2 separate regions of the Mus musculus genome follow, and region 2 is linked to region 1. The links are chromatin loops, found by intact Hi-C in ENCODE. Cell type or tissue: heart. All regions are shown on one strand.

Region 1 (8,000 bases):
AGACTAGAGAAATGTATCCAGTCTGACCACCCAGAGCAAATGCAAGGACACACGAGTCCCCGTGACAAACTCTTCCACTCTTCCATCAGGTCTTTGCCCTCTAATGGGGAAGCTACCTACATATGGTGACAGAAGATTCGAAGCCACACATGGACTTGTGTGACCCACATAATGCTAAGTGCCCAAGCAGCAGTGGCAGCAGGTGGCCCCATCTCACAGATGAGCAAACTAAGGCTCAGAGAGAGGGGTTAGGTAACCTCCCCAGTATCCAACAACTTGATGCTGTGGGCCAGCATTTAAGAAACAGATGGACTGTTGCTGAGGACCAAGCCCCCAAGGGGTCCTAGCGGAGGAGGGCAGGGTTCCAACTTGACAGGTGAGGCCCACAAGTCCCTATTTAGAGGTTACCAGCCTGGGCACACTGCTTGTGACCCAGAAAACCTTAGTCTTTGATGCTAAATCAACCACCAGGTCAGACAGAGTGGATCAGGCACTCGGTCCCCTGCTGTGCTTCCACGAATTCTTGTGGTATCTATGAACCAAAAGGTTATGACCAGCTAAGGGTCCATGAGCAAGGCAATGTGCAGTGGCTGCACTCTGCTCTAACACAGAGGTGTCACTAGGAGAAATCTCTCTTCCACTCACTGCCACCACGGGCACACTGTCCTGCTGTGACCTTGGGCCAACTGCCCCTCTGACCTGTGTGGCTCTCAGGAGCAAGGGCCTCTCCAACCACAGGCTTATGTGTCCCCAGCCAGATTCCCCGGGGAGACAGGAGCAGGGCACTCCAGGCTTCAGGGCTCCCCGCTTCCAGCGTTATGCCCTGTTAGACACCATGCTAAATAATTCAAACCCCTGTTTTCATTTCAAAATAAACACAGCACTGTCGCCAAGGCAGATGCCAAAAATTTGCATGAGTGTTTTGAGATAAAATGAGACTTCAAAGAAATGCCAGCCTGCCGCTGGCACCACCCCCTCTCCAAACCCTGGGAGAACAAGTTCCCAGTCTCTGAGCTGCCCTCCCCCACAGCCCTGCAAAGATGGGCAGGTGCCAACCCCAAGAGGAAGGTCAGTTCCTGATCCCTTCCTTGCAGCCAAGGCTGTCGTGCTGTGTGATCCGCGAAACAACCCAGGCGTTTGCCCCAGCTTCCAAGGCCAGTCACCAAAACCTCCCAGGGCCCCTGTGACACCTTCTATAAAATAGGACAGTCACTTCCCCATAGCCCACCTCAGAACAGACCAGTAGATGCTCGGTGCACAGACAAAGGCACTTTCTGAATGCTGGCACACACACACACACAGTTGAATGCTTTCTGAGGTCGGCACACACACAGTAAGTGCTTTCTGAATGATAGCACATAGTCAGCATTTTTTTGGGTTTTTTTGTTTTTTGTTTTTCCTGGATGTCACCGTTTTGCTACTGCAGTGCAGATGCAGATCCGCCAACTCCGAGAACAGGATTCACCTGGCGTGCCATAAAGTGGATTTCCCATCCATCAGCCTCCCCTAAGGATGCTCACCTGACCCTTCCCAAGCTTCTCTTCCTCCCTAAAGAGGTGGGTCTTCTAAGCCACCCACTCCACTTGGCTTTGTGTAGCTCTGCCTTCCCCAGACAGCTAACTGCCTGCCTGCCTGCCTGCCTACCACACACACACACACACACACACACTCATCCATCCCCTGGGCACCTTAAGTGGGAATCACTAGCTCCAGAAAGCTGCCACCCTTGCAGGAAACTGTCCCTGAGGTATCACCTAGGGAGGCTGCTATATGGTATCGGAGACATGAACGGATACAGAACAGAGAGAGAGAGACAGACAGACAGACGGGGGGGGGGGGGGGGGGGAACCTCAGACAAGAGGAAAAAGAAAAAAAAAATCGAGCCAGCCCCTGGTGATCAGCCTGTGTGAATCTCCCACTGGATCAATCTCCCCTTTTAACTGGGTGGTGAGGAGGTGCCACCCCCATCTTCAGCGGTTAACACAGGGGTCGTTCCCCAACACCAGTTTGGGGTGGGACCCAGCCAGAAACATTTCCAGCCAGGAATCCCGGGTCCCTGTGGAGAGGGGGGGCTGTAGAGTGGCAAGCACCTGCTGGCCCAGAACAATTCTAGATCCAGCTGTATTGCAGCTCGGTTCCTGTTTGCAGAGCTGGAAAACCTTTGGGAGGTAGCCCAAGTATTCACTAGGAGAAAAGAAAGGATTAAGCCATGAACCCTCATGGGGGGGGGGGGGAGCACAGCCCCAGGAGGGGGTCTCCATCCCTCACCCGGGCCTGACAGCCACATTACCACCGACATGAGTTTATCAATAGTATCGATTCCTGGGCAAGCGTAAATAGCTCCGTGGGAAGAGGCTAGGTCTGGCCACTCACTCCCACCCCCACGTCTGGACTCGAACACCGCAGGCTCCCCTGGCGCCCCAAAGAAACAGCGGTAAATTTCCGAACAGGGACATGGAGTGCAGGGAAGCTAGGCAGTACCCGAAATGCCCTCACCACCCCCTCCACCACTCACTGCAGCTCAGCTGGCTGCCAACTCCGTGTTTGCCTGTGCTCAATGGGCTGAGGCCTGGCCCTTCTCCATCCTGCCTCCTCCATCAGACCCTCCCTGCTCCCAAAGGTGGAGCAGACACTCACTCTCGTGGGTTTCCCCAATACGACGACAGAGCAAGGATGAGAATCCGGAAATAACAGTAGTCATAGTAACCTATCCAAGGACCCTCTGCACAGACTTGGTTCTCAGAAGCGCCCCAGACCAGGGAACTGTTTTCACCCTCACTCTGCAGAAAAGAAGCCCATAACCACAGGCAGGTGAAGTCATCTGCCCCCCCACCCCAACTCCCCATCAGTCAGCCACCCAAGATTCGAACCCAGGAGCTGAGCTACAGAACCAACCAGAACGCTTAGGCCTCTAGCCACCTCGCCTCCTTGACTATTCTGCCCCCTCCTCTACAATTAAAAAAGAAAAAGAGGCCACCCACGAAGTCCCCAGCAGTGGCCTGAGATGCACCCCCTACACGCGCCTGGCCTCAGAGCCCCTTTCATCAAAGCAGCCGCAGGGACCAGCGCTGGAATCAAAAGGGCAAAGCCAAGGCCACCCTAACACTGCCCACAGGGCCCCCCCAGGGATCCTATGCCTTCCACTCCTACCTCCCCTCTCACACATCCCTCCACAAAATCTGCAAAGAGGGAGGAAAAAAAGCCGTAATCGTAATAAAACCAGTTCTCACCAACAGGGGGGAGGAGAAGGAGAGGAAGGGAGGAGGCTGAGAACGAACGGATCCGCCCCCGCTGCCTGCACCAGACTCTCGGGGAGGGCGCGCGCGCACGCCGCCGGATGGACCTAGCTGTGCGAATAAAGCTACAATGTAAAGATTATTCAGCCGCCGCTGCTGGGCGCCTCCAGCTCTAGAGGCCCGAGGGACCGCCTGTCTGGACGCCCGCCCGGCTCTCCTCCCTCAAGGTCGGGAGGGGAGGCCGCTTCCCACGCGCGTCTGGGGGTGCTGGGGCTCCCGGCTGCCCCGCTAGGCTCGGATCTGCAACTTCCCAAACTAGTGGCATCCGAAGTATCCGCACGGCCAGGGGGAGGGTACAGGAGGCGGCGCCGCGTCACCGGAGGGGGGGCGCGGCCGCCCACGGGGTCCTTGGGTCCCCAGAATGCGCCACCCCCGAGGGTCTCAGATCCTGGCCTGTGCCACCCCAGAGTCGCCGGGGGAAGCGGCCGGGAGGGGGTCCCAAGTCCTAGAGCTGCGCCACCCACCCCTGAGAATCCCGGTTCTCAGGCTGCGCCACAACAGAGGGTCCATGAGTCCTGGCCCTCTCCAAAACAAGAGTACATCAGTCAATCCTCAGGCTGCGCCACCCTGCTGCAAGATCCCCGGGGCCTGGCCTTCAAAACATACCACAGGGTAGCCGGGTCCTGGCCTAAACTGCAAGCAGAGCTCTCGGGTCCTGACCTGAATCTCCCTGCAGGGTTCCCGGGTCTTAGCTCGTGCCATCTCAGAAGGTCCCCGGGTCCTGGCTTCTACCACCCTAAAGAGTCTCCAGGTCCGGGGCTACTTTATCCCAGAGGATCCCTGGTCCCGGCCTGTGATTCCCTGCAGGGCTACCAGTCCTCAGGTTGTGCCACCCTACATGGTCCCCAGGTCTTCAGGCTGCGCCACCCAGGAGGTACCCGGTTCCTGGCCTGGAGGGTCCCCGGTTCTCGGCCTGTTCCATCCCGCAAGGTCCCCGATTCTCGGCCTGCTCCACCCCGCAGGTCCCTAAGTCTTGGCCTGTTCCATCCTTCAGGGTCCCGGGTGCCAGGGTCGCGGCCTGCACCGCCCTGCAAGGTCCCGAGAGTTCCCGAAGTTCCCGCGCCCCCGCGCGCTCCCTGCCGCGCCGCCCGTCCCCTCGGGGGCGCCAACTCCGCCGCGTGCGCCGCCCCGGCCCGGAAGCCACCCGCTCCCCGCCGCCCTCCGCGCACTCGGCCCGACTCACCTCGCCGGCGGCGGCACCGGGCGCTGGCGCCGGGCTACGGCGCCGATCGGGCTCGAGGATGCGGCGGGTCCGGGCTGAGAGCCTGCGGTCTCCGCCCGCCGCGCTACGACGCGGGGCCCGGACGCGCGGGCCGCTGCGGGGCGCGCATGGCGGGCGCGGGCGGCTGGCGCGGGGACGGGGATGCGGCCCGGCCTGCGCTGCCCGCGGCTCCGCTCCTGGCGGCGAGGGGCGGGGCGAGGGGCGGGGCCTTGTGGAAGCCCGCCCCTGCCGCCTTAAAGGGCCCGCATGCACGCCTTCCAGGCCTACGCACCCCGCCGCCGTGCGCGCACCCCGAGCTGCGTTTTTTTTTTTTTTTTTTTTTTTTTTTTTGCCCGAAGAAGGCGGAGCAAATACCTCCTCGCCCCCTCCTCCTCCGCGAACCCCAGAGACTTCACGGGAATCGCGTTTCAGCTATTAAATTATAACTCAGGAGTGTCCAGGGGATGCGGAGACGACGCCCCGGGAGGGCCACCCACGGAGCCCTCAGAGTCGCACGCAGATGCTCAGCGACGCGCTGGGCCTCGCCTGGGAGATTGGGGAAAGGCTCTGCGGACCACAACCAATGACGAGCTGGTTCAGGGACTGCAATATGAGATCCTGGAGAGGCCCACGCGAGTCGCGCTACGCAGCCCTGTCACCCGGGCCCCCTGATATCTAAAATGAACAGCCATAGGGAATTTTCCAGGACACGTGCCTAGGCTACGTTCTGAGCCCATGGTCCAGTCTTGGACACCCAATCAGGACCACTCAACCCCAGTAGGAGCTTGCCCACTAGCAGTAGAGCTCATTCACATGCCCCATAGTGGGCCCTCTCTGCCTTAGATCTTTAACAGCAGCCAAGCAAGGGAACCCAGCCCTGCAGCCGCCGCCTCCCTCCTCTTCTGCTTTCCCTAGACGCGTTGGAGAGTTTGATTTTTTTTTTTAATTTAACTTTCCTTTTTTGGAGTGAAGTCTCAGCAGATTCGGTTCTGCCAACAAGAGAACCCCTAGGGAGGGGGGGCGGTATGGCTGCGGCGGGAGTGCGGTTGCCAGGGCAAGGGCCTCTTCCTCAGGGGTACTGGGGTTCCTGCACCCATGCCGCCGGTTCCCTCTCCCCACCCCTGAGCTTTTGAGTCCGGGTGTGGGGCAGATAGTGGAGGGGGAACCGAGTCCAAGAGTGGGAAAAAAAAAAAAAAAAAGGAAGTGTACGAGGGGGCGGGTGCCCTTTGGAACTGGAGTCAGAGGTCAGGGGCACACACCCATGGCGTTGCACCCACTCTTCGGCTGCCCGGCTGGCAATGTGAGGGCTCAAAACCAGACCTGCAGAAGGCCGGCTAGATAGTCCTACGGGAGGGAAGAGACAAGGCTAGCCTCTCTCTCCAGCCTGCCTACTGGTCCCCTGGAGTCATCTAGGGACACTCCCTCATTTGCATAGGTTCAGATTTCTCTCTTATGGAGAAAGAGTTGGGGTGTCTTCTGACTCCCCGGCTTTTGCCAACCTCAGTCACTGGTGGCGGGGGGGGGGGGGGGGGGGGGGGGGCAGCCGCCATCGGGTATGCTATGCTTTCAGACAAAGACCAGGGTCACATGGAAGCCTTGGCAGCTTCTCCACCCAAGTCTCTATAAGGCAAAGCCACTGAGGCCAGAGGAAAGTATTGCACTAAAGAAGACTGGCTGGCTGGCTTCTTTCTCAGTTTCCTGCTATAAACTGTGCAGCCCTGTCCTCCTGAGCCACAGGAAAGGACAGACACTCCCCACAGTGACCCTGGAGCTTCATCCCAAAGTGGTGGCGGGAGTCCAGTGTCGATTCCACATGACCCAAGAGTAGACCTAGACCCGAGAAATAACCTGCCCTGCCCAAATCCCCCGGCCACAAATTTCTAATGGGTGCTCCCTCACAGGCTGTAGACAGACTGGCAGCAAGAAACATCAGCTAAGCTGGACCTACACTATCCTCACACACTGGTACCTCAAGAGTTACTTCCCTCATAACACACCACACCTTGTTTGCTACTGGGCTCTTGGGGGTAAGGAGTCTTGGAGATCTAAGGACAGCTGATAGCAAGGCAAGTTTAAATAACTGCTGAAGAGCCTGAAATCCAGAATTGGCTCAAAGATACTCTGCAGTGTATCCAGCCTAATAATGTCCCAGGCACACAAGAAGTAAGGGCTTTAAATGTGGTTCAGTACGGTAGCGCACTTGCCTAGAAGTGCAGGCTGGATGATCAGGAGTTCAAGGTCACCCTCACACCAATATCAGGGTTCCAAGCCCAGCTTGGAGCATTGAATTCATGAGACTCTATCTCAAAAACAAATTACAAAGTAAGGGCAGGAGAGATAGTTTAGTGGTCCAGAGCACTGGATAATCTTCCAGATGGACCCAGGTTCAAGTCCCAGCACCCAAATGGTGGCTCAAGACCATCTGTAATTCCAGTTCCAGGGGAAGCCAACAGACTCTCTGGCCTCTGTAAGGACCAGGCACACCCACTGTACACAGACATATTCAAAAGCCCAATTAGCTGTTTTAGATTTATTTATTTATTTATTTATGTGATTATACTGTTGCTGTCTTTAGACACACAGAAGAGAGCATGGGATCCCATTACAGATGGTTGTGAGCCGCCGGGTGGTTGCTGGGAACTGAACTCAGAACTTCAGTGCTCTTAACAGCTGAGCCATCTCTCCAGGCCCAGGCCAAATACTTTTTAAAAAGTAAAATAAGGGGCTGGAGAGATGGCTCAGCTGTTAAGAACACTGGCTGTTCTTCCAGAGGACCCAGGTTTAATTCCCAGCACCCACATGGCGGCTCACAACTCTGTGACACGGTCCCACACACAACTGTCTGTAACTCCAGTTCCAAGAAATCTGGTGCTTTCAACACAGACAGACACACAGGCAAAACACCAAAGCATGCAAAAAGAAAAGAAAAAGAAAAGAATACAAGTAAGAACCTAGCCTGGTAATACACACTTGTCACCCCAACTACTTGGAGGAGGCAGGAGGATTACAAGTTGCAGGCAGCCTGGGCCTCAGAGTAAACTCAAGGCCAATCTAGGAAACTTGGAGAGACCCTGTCTTAAGTTAGAAATAGAAGAGGACTAGGGATGTAGAGTGCTTGTAGCTCAGTGATAGAGTGCTTGTAGCTCAGTGATAGAGTGCTTGCCCAGCATGTTAGGCCCTACCTTCAATCCCCAACATAATAACAAAAATCATTCTAGGTAAATAAATCCATCTCTATCCTTTTGTTGTTGTTGTTTTGTTTTTTGTTTTGTTTTGTTTTTTTGAGACAGAGTTTCTCTTTGTAGCCCTGGCTGTCCTGGAACTCACTCTGTAGACCAGGCTGGCCTCGAACTCAGAAATCTGCCTGCCTCTGCCTCCCGAGTGCTGGGATTAAAGACGTGCACCACCACGCCCGGCTTCATCTTTATCCTTTAATCAATCAGTCGATCATTCCTTCCTAAGAGCTTGGCAAATTAACCGAGTTCATTTACATGTGGCGGTCC
Region 2 (8,000 bases), 54 kb before region 1:
CATAGGTGATAAATTCCCCAACCTTGAAGTCTCATTGCGGTGCCGGGCGCCCTCACTACCCACTACACCCTCAGCCCTAACCTGGATCCCACAAACCCCTGCATAAAGCCTTCTTACATTTTTCACCAGGACTAAGATCACTTTATCGCTGGGGGAAAATGAGGGAAGTGGGAGAGGAGAGTCAGTGTGCACACCATCTCTAATAAGAAAAACAAGACAGGTTTCCGCCTTGTGCCAGACCAATCAATCTGTTCTGTCAGCCTGGATGCTTGCTTACATGCACGGCAATCGATTAGTAATGTCTGACTCGTGTATGGCTGTGGACAGCATGACCTATATAGGTCACTTAGTTTTCCTTTGGCATATTTTCCTCTCCTTTTTAGCCCTTTTTATTTTGTTGTAGATTTCATTTTATCTTTAATTATGTATCTGTGTGTATGTCTTATGTGTGCAGCGCCCACATAAGCCAGAGAGAACATGAGGACACTGGATCCCCTGGAGTCAGAAGCAGCTGTGCATTGCTGGACGAGAGTGCTTGACACCAAGCTCAGATCCTCTGAAAGAGCAGCGCAGGCTCTTAACTGCTGAGCAGAGGCCTCTCTCCAGCCCCGGGCTCTGTGTCTTAAAGCAGTTCTCACTGCAAAGAACCAATGGTAGCAGTCATATGCGCTGGGGGGGAGCAGCCGGATCCTGACCCTAGACGGCAAGCAACTGGAAAACCTCAGAGACCAAACTGCAAGGGAAGGAGCGGGCAATCAAGACTTTGCAAAACACGACCTAGAAGGACAAGGATACCAGGATGGCCCTGCAAGGACGACATCAAGAGAAATGATCCCATTCTTAGGTCGCCGTAACCAAGCCCTCTGCACAAGCTGACTAATGTGACAACCCCTCCCCCCCAAAAAAAGCAGCTCCAGAAGGAGGATATCATGGGCGATCTGAACATCAAGAGAATGATGAGCAAGAACAGCTCTTCCTGGTCACACAGCAAGAATAGTACAGGTGAGGCTCAACTGGCCCCTCCGCTGGGAACGGAGACAGTCACAGGACACAGGCTTCAAGCCTGCCCCGTACTGATTATAACACCTGACTCAGGGGTAGAGGCCCACCCCAGCCCCTGGATATTTCCACTACAAACAGAACAAGAGGGGAGCCCCAAGAAACAAATGCACTGTACCCCAGCACGAGTCTAAGACGTAGAGAGCCACACAAAATCACACGGAGGCGGAGTTCAGCCTACCCCTGTCACCCCTGAACGGAATGTTCATTCCAAAAGAGCCTCAAGTCAGGGTTTTCTGTGACGCTGTGCATCCAGACACCATGCACCCACTGTCTGTCCTCTTGGGTCCCAGCTCCACCATCAATATTTGTCTCTCCACTTAAATATGGCCTCCTCTAGCCCCATCTTTGTTCCACTGTACCCCAAGAGAATGTCGACTTCCCCAGAGAGGGGGCATCTCTGCCTTCACAGCTCGGTCTCCAAGGCATGTGACAAATCTAACCTGTATTTGTCAGGCAAATGGACAAGTGAATCCACTAATGAGTGGATGAATGAGCAAACAGGTCAATGACCGAGCCAGAGAGTTAATGAATGGACGGACAGACAGATGAGGACCCTAAGACAGTATACAGCAGGTGGGCACAGGACCCCACGATGTGCCCACACACCTAGGACATCAGCCCCGGCCAGCATCCAGTGCCATTAGACAGGAGCAGGCTGAGCCCTGGGTGGCAGAGCAGAGTTTGTGACCAACTGAACAACAGCCCACAGGTCCATCCCTCAACCAAGAGTCAGCCAGCTAGGCCCAAGGCCAAGGTTAGGCACAGCCAATTTTGTCAGGCGTCCCTGACACACACCTTGCCAGACACTGACCTGCGGGTACGTGGCTCTTGCACCCCACTGCCAGCAGCATGCAGGCAGGGGAGGGAGACACACCAGAGGGTCTGGGGAGCGAAGACTGGTGCTGATAGGCAGCATGTTACCCCTGGTGAAACGAGGGGATTGACAGCCTGATGCTGTAGGGGGGGGGGGGGTCCTCTATACTTGCCGTCCCTATTGTCACATCACACAGAAACCGGCTCACGTCCCAAGTGATCACGTCATGATGCCACCTCAGCAGAACCCCAGCCATTTTATAAGTGGCTCACTTGACTGAGAGGGCAGAGCTTCCGGGAAGACAGACCTGCTAGAGTATGTAAGTGGCCCAGACCCGAAGAGCTGGTGAGATGGCTCAGCGGGTTAAGACTGCTCTTCTGAAGGTCTGGAGTTCAAATCCCAGCAACCACATGGTCTGACGCCCTCTTCTGGCGAGTCTGAAGACAGCTCATATAATAATAAATACATCTTAAAAAAAAAAAAAAAGTGGCCCATCATGTTCCCCAGGCCCAGGACACCACAGGCTGAGCTGGTCCGCACCAGGGCTAGAACACACACAGTGGCTCTCCCCCTACGGGGTGTCACCTTGCTATGGATCCATGGCTTCTCTTCTCAGGCCTCTCTTTCCTAAGACACAAGTGTTAAGGGGGAAAGCGCGTGGTCTTTTCCAGTCTGTGTTCTACTTATCCTTGGGCCACAGGAAAGAGATGGGGTACAGTGGGGGTGGGGGGACTAGGAAGGGCCTTGGGGAAGTCTGGGGAAATGAGGGTGGGCTGAGAGGGCAGGCTGCAGGAAGGTCGGGGCTATTGGAGGAGCCTGGGTAAGAGGGTGGAGGAGGGGCTGTGGGGCAGGGTTGGGGCGGGGTTATGGGGAAGGCTGAAAAGGACCAAGGGCTCCATATGCCAGGCTTCACCAAGCCAGCATAGAAAAGTAATGAGGCCTCAACAGTCTCCCAGAGAGAAACCCTCCACAGACCCTGGGGATGAACAGAGGCCAAAGAGCAAGCAAGTCCCCACCAGGGGACAGACATGTTCCAAACTGTAAGCTATCCCATCAGGCCACAGGATCAGTAACTACTGGGTCTGGGCCAGCGGCATCCTGCGTCACCAATGGCCCAGCAGGAGAGTGGGCGGTGCCTAGGGTCAGCCAGTGACCCCAAATACTGGGGAGAGGACACAAATGAGGCAAAGAGCAAGAATTCAGGAATGAGGGAAGGACACACAACAGCCAGAGGCTGGGTGGATGAGCAAAATGAATGAAGGGGAAGAAGCCACAGACATCTGCCTGGGGGGACTGGGATGGGGGAGGGGAGGAGGGGAGGGCAAAGAGATGATAGAACCCCAGGCAGGGCCCATCAGGAAATGGCTTTAACAGTCACCAAGTTATGGTGACAGCAGATAGCCACATGGGGACATGCATAGGCCTTCTTGTGGGTGTTGCTGTCATCCCTGCTTTATAGGTGACAGAACTGAGGGCCCCCCCCCCCAAACAGTAAATGGCCCGTCTGGGTCACTCGCCAGCCTGGAGAGTAGATGTCCTTGCCGCTGGCTTGGTTGTCACCCAGTGCATCATGGTTGCTGTGTGGTGGTGTAAAGGCTGGGAGCTAGGGAATGTAGAACCCCAACACTGGCTGCCCCAGGCCAATGGTTAGGGTTTGTCTTCTCCCTCCAGGCCTCAGCTGCTCCACACACCGAGAGTATGAAGCTGGGTACCCTAAGGCCAGGCTCTGGGGCTCATGAGAAAGCATTCTTGACTCACAAGTAGAACCACGTCCCACACAGAAATGGACCATGCCACCCAGGAGGGACAGACACAAGCCTAGACATACATTCTCTCCTGCTCACACACACGCACGCATGCGCACTCCCACCCAGCTGTGGCTGCTCCATCTCACATCACACCCCATTACTCCACAGCCCAGAGAAAGAGTACACAGCAGGCAACAAGAAAAGCCCAGTCTGCTCCCTCTAGCAGTACGAGATGAGCAGGAACAGGACCCTGGCAGAGGTGGACACTGCTCTGGGGCTCAGAGTCTTACAGTTGAAATAGGCACGAAGATCTTGAGGGTTAGGAAGAAGTGCAACCTCAGTCTCCCTCCCCAAAAGCTCCCCAGTCCCAAACATGGTGGAAATGGGTCGGAGGGGAGGGGGGTGACACCGTGGGTGCTCTATTGTACTTGCCAAGTCCACAAGATATAAGCAGCGTATCCACACAGCCTAGCCTCAGCCTCCACCTTCCCATACTAAAATAAGACTTGCTACGTAGCCAGCTAGGCTGGTCTCAAAATTGAAACCCTCCTGCCTTCACCACCTCAATCCTGGGATTACAGGCCTCCATCACCACACCTGACTGCCACCAGTGTCCCCACTGAGACCAAATCAGCACGGGCCGCAGCAGCCTGGCTTCAGAAGATGCACTGCAGTAGTGGAAGTGGTACTGAGCAGACATGCCCCTTACCGTGTGGGACCGGGCTATCTGCACCGGGTAGGAGATGCCATGGGGTGGGTAGCGGGGCTCAGCAGCCCGCCATGTCTGTGCCACAGGCTGTGTGGATCCTGACATGGTGGTAGGGTCCAGGTAGGCTTTGGAGCCCAAGACACTCTTGACCACACCTAGGACTAAGGGCTGGTCTCGGTCATCTGCTGGCAGGTGACCTCGTCACAGGTGCCTGTGGAGAGAAGAGAAAAAAAAACAAATTGAACAGGAGGCAGCTGGTCCACAGCCACTGCGGCCTAGTCCTTCCTCCTGCCTCAGCCTCCGCTCAAGGACAGCCCAATGCCAAAGCACTGTGCCTAGCCTCCACAAGCCATCTCCCTACGCAACAGGCCTCAACCAGCAGGCTTGGGAGCCTCGGCGTGGACACCGTACCCACAGCCATCCGCACGGCTCCCACACCCACCTTGGTCAGCCAGTTCATCCCATAGCTGGGACTTTCCAGATCTCCAGGGCAAAGTTCTTCAAAAGCCCCTAGCAGCTCCAGTTCACAGCTGCTGGGCCTGTCCCTGAGCTGTGTGCTAGCAGAGTGGTACATGGCAGTGACCCACTATGGGTCACAGAGCGACACAGTTGCTAAAGCAAGGCTGCCTGGCTGCTCTTTCGTCCTCAGCTAGAGACTGATTCATGATATGGAAAGGACACAGAGGAGACTGGCCTACTGCCACTGGGAGTCAGGGAACAGGATGCCTAGGGCCACACTAGGGACGGCCTGAACCAGACACAAGCATCCTGGACAACAAATCCATCCTGGGCAACAAACAGGTCCAGGATGATAAAGGCCACCTTCCAGGCAGGAACCTCCATGACTAATATAAGACAAGTTACAACAATAGTCAGTGCTCTCAAGAATGGGAACCAAGAGACTGCAGGAGCCAGGGAAGCCCCAGCGGGAAGTCTGAGACAGCCCTATGGTCCTTCTTCTCTTTCCTGAAAGGCCCTGCCTTTTCACATTACACCCAGAGCTGAGGCTGGAGCTGTATCCTAAGCAATGATACATGAGGATGAGAAGGAGACTGGCCAGACCCCTAGCTCCCTGTAATTTAACCCCAGCCCTTCCTCTTGGGCTAACTGGTAGCAACTGTCCTCCAAGCAAGCCACAGATGGCCTGTGACAGATCTCATGCAGGGAAATGAAGCAGGGAGGGGAGAAGACTGCAGATCCAAACCCTTCCTAAGCTGGAGGTCCTGACATATGCACTCGGTCCCTCCTTAACCTACCAGTGTGCACCTGACATTCCATCCCAGGCCCCAAGAAGAGCCATGTGACCCAGGCACGGCCAGTAAGACGGTCAGGAAGGGGAGGTGGTGACTGGCTGAGGTATGAGCAGGTAAGTCAACCTGAGAATGCAGTGGACAGCCACCCCTGAGCACTCTGCACAGGTGTGGCTTTGCTCTGATGGCCCTGACTGGCTTTTTGTTACTTGTTACCAAGAACTCTGGCTCACACAGAACCTATCATCAAAAGGACATGTCACATGACACTTATGAACACAAGAACACTGGACCAAGAACCATGCCAAGAACCACAGCTTCAGGGAGTACGGTCCCCTTCTCAGAACCTTAGCTCTCTCATTTCCAACATGTAGGTGGCACTGTCCCTACCCCTCAGGGTCAACAAGATGACACCAATGAACTTCCTAAATATTCCCATGTATATGCATGTGCACGCGCGCACACACACACACACACACACACACACACACACACATATTCCTCTCCCAGGTCACACCTTTGAGATGTTTCCTCCCGTGTGGCAGCAACACCAAACTCTGGCACACAGAGATCCGGGGGCACACAAAGCAAAAGGGTCAGAAGGCGACACAGGCAAGCACTGTGCACAGACCTGTTCATCTTCTAAGCAGGCTGAGACAGGAGGATTGCAAATCCAAAGTCAGCAAGAGAAACTAAGTGAGACCCTATCTTGAAAAGTGAAAAGAAGCCAGGCATGGTGGCGCACGCCTTTAACCCCAGCACTAGGGAGGCAGAGGTAAGAGGATCTCTCTGAGTTCGAGGCCTGCCTGGCCTACAAAGTGAGTTGTGAGTTCTAGGACAGCCAGGGCTACCTAGAGAAAGCCTGTCTTGGGAAAAAAGAAAAAGAAACAAAGAGGGAGGGGAGGAGGGGAGGAGGAAGGGAGAAAGGAAATAAGGGAGGGAGAAAGGAGTGAAAAGGGCTGGGGATATAGCTCAGTGGTAGTACTTCTTCCTACAATCCCAGTGGCAGGTCTGGGCAGGGGCATGGCTCAGTAATACAGCATTTGCCTAGCATTTGTGAAGTCCTGGGCTAAATTCCCAGTTTAAAATGTTTAAAAAAAAAAAAAACAAAAAACACTGGGCAGTGGTGTCACGCGCCTTTAATCCCAGCACTTGGGAGGCAGAGGCAGGCAGATTTCCAAGTTCAAAGCCAGGAATACACAGTACAATCCTGTCTCAAAAAATCCAAAAAGACAAAACAAAACAAAAACAAACAAACAAAATAACCAACTACTAATTGTAGACAAGAAGATCTCTGCTACAGGCCTGCTTCCTAAATCCCCACATCCCAGGTAAAGTGTGCACTCACGGGGCCAGAGCACGGTGTGCCCCCAGTTTGTAGTAAGCCCAAGTATTCTCCACACCAGCTGCATGGACACCATCACCAACCACAAGTGAGCCTGGGGCAGAAAGAAAGGGATAAGCAGGTAACTCCGCTGACAAAGCCAGCAGCCAGCCATCCCAGAGGACCCTGGGCAGGCGTGGCTTTGCTCTGGCGGCCTTGGCTGACTTTCTGTTACTTGCTACCAAGAACTCTGGCTCACAAAGACTACCTTGCACCAAAATGAGACATGTCACATGACACTTATGAACACAGAGTGTGTGAAGGCCAGCATGGCAGCTGTCCTGTGCCTGATCAGGACAAGCTGCTGCCTTGGGTGGGGCTGGGGTAAACAGGTCTACACCACACCTCGAGTCCACAGCACCCTCAGTGCAACCCCACCCCAAGGTTGACTGTCCTGGGTCACCTGGTCCAGTGCCATGCAACACCTGCGGATGGCCTCAAAACCACTATTTGATTTTGGGGATACACAGGAAGGCTGGAAGGTGGTAATCATTCACAATGTCTTCCTCTTGGCCAGTGGAAATGTAGGGGAGGCAGAGAGGATGCCTCTGTAGGCCATCTCTGGAGAACCTCGTACCTCAGCCCAGCCCAGCTGGCCCAGGATTCACACAGCATCCCCTAGGAACACAGGAGCTGCATGGTCCAAGGTCACCCTACCAAATCCTTTCCAGCATCCCCATGTGCAGGGTAGCCCTAAAGTCAGAGACTCTATGACCTCACCCCCATGAGTGACCCCACCCTCATGGGTGACCCCTTTCCAATGAGTGACCACACCCCCATGGGAGACCACACACCCCCACAGGTGGCCACTCCCATCCCTATGAGTTTATATCCAACCCACTTTTCACATCTCCTACCCTCAGCCTCATTTGGAGCTAGCTTGGAAAACAAATACAAACTAAGAAAACAAGTTGGCAGGACCTCAACACACAAAATACAGATCTGAAGATCTCCCAGGAGCCCAAAGAACTCAAGAGTCATGCAGACATGCCTGTGTGTTGAGAACGACCCCATTCCCAACGGTCACAAGGTG

What was found. A loop is a pair of places that touch in the nucleus more often than their neighbours do. Peaks named below come from ENCODE experiments on the same cell type or tissue, not always from the same donor. Only the 100,000 strongest peaks of a DNase experiment are listed, where the experiment ranks them.
Region 2: a loop joins it to region 1, with 2.4 times the contacts of the local background. A loop is called at or near these places in 10 of 42 quality-filtered maps.

What each region holds. Positions count from the first base shown.
Region 1 is chr5:125,174,518-125,182,517 of GRCm38, forward strand. Ncor2 (nuclear receptor co-repressor 2) reads right to left here and starts at 4,697. Exons shown (of 47, transcript NM_011424.3): 1 at 4,480-4,697. In heart, CTCF peaks have their summits at 3,223 and 4,390; DNase peaks (open chromatin) are centred at 3,404, 4,414, 4,724, 5,394 and 7 weaker places; H3K4me3 peaks cover 3,735 bases; H3K27ac peaks cover 4,557 bases.
Region 2 is chr5:125,120,437-125,128,436 of GRCm38, forward strand. Ncor2 (nuclear receptor co-repressor 2) reads right to left here. Exons shown (of 47, transcript NM_011424.3): 2 at 4,334-4,544. The coding sequence starts at 4,438. Among named protein-coding and RNA genes, the nearest start is that of Ncor2, 55 kb to the right of the region's middle. In heart, CTCF peaks have their summits at 2,293 (motif pointing left) and 2,915; DNase peaks (open chromatin) are centred at 2,975, 4,955, 7,205, 7,675 and 2 weaker places; H3K27ac peaks cover 2,386 bases.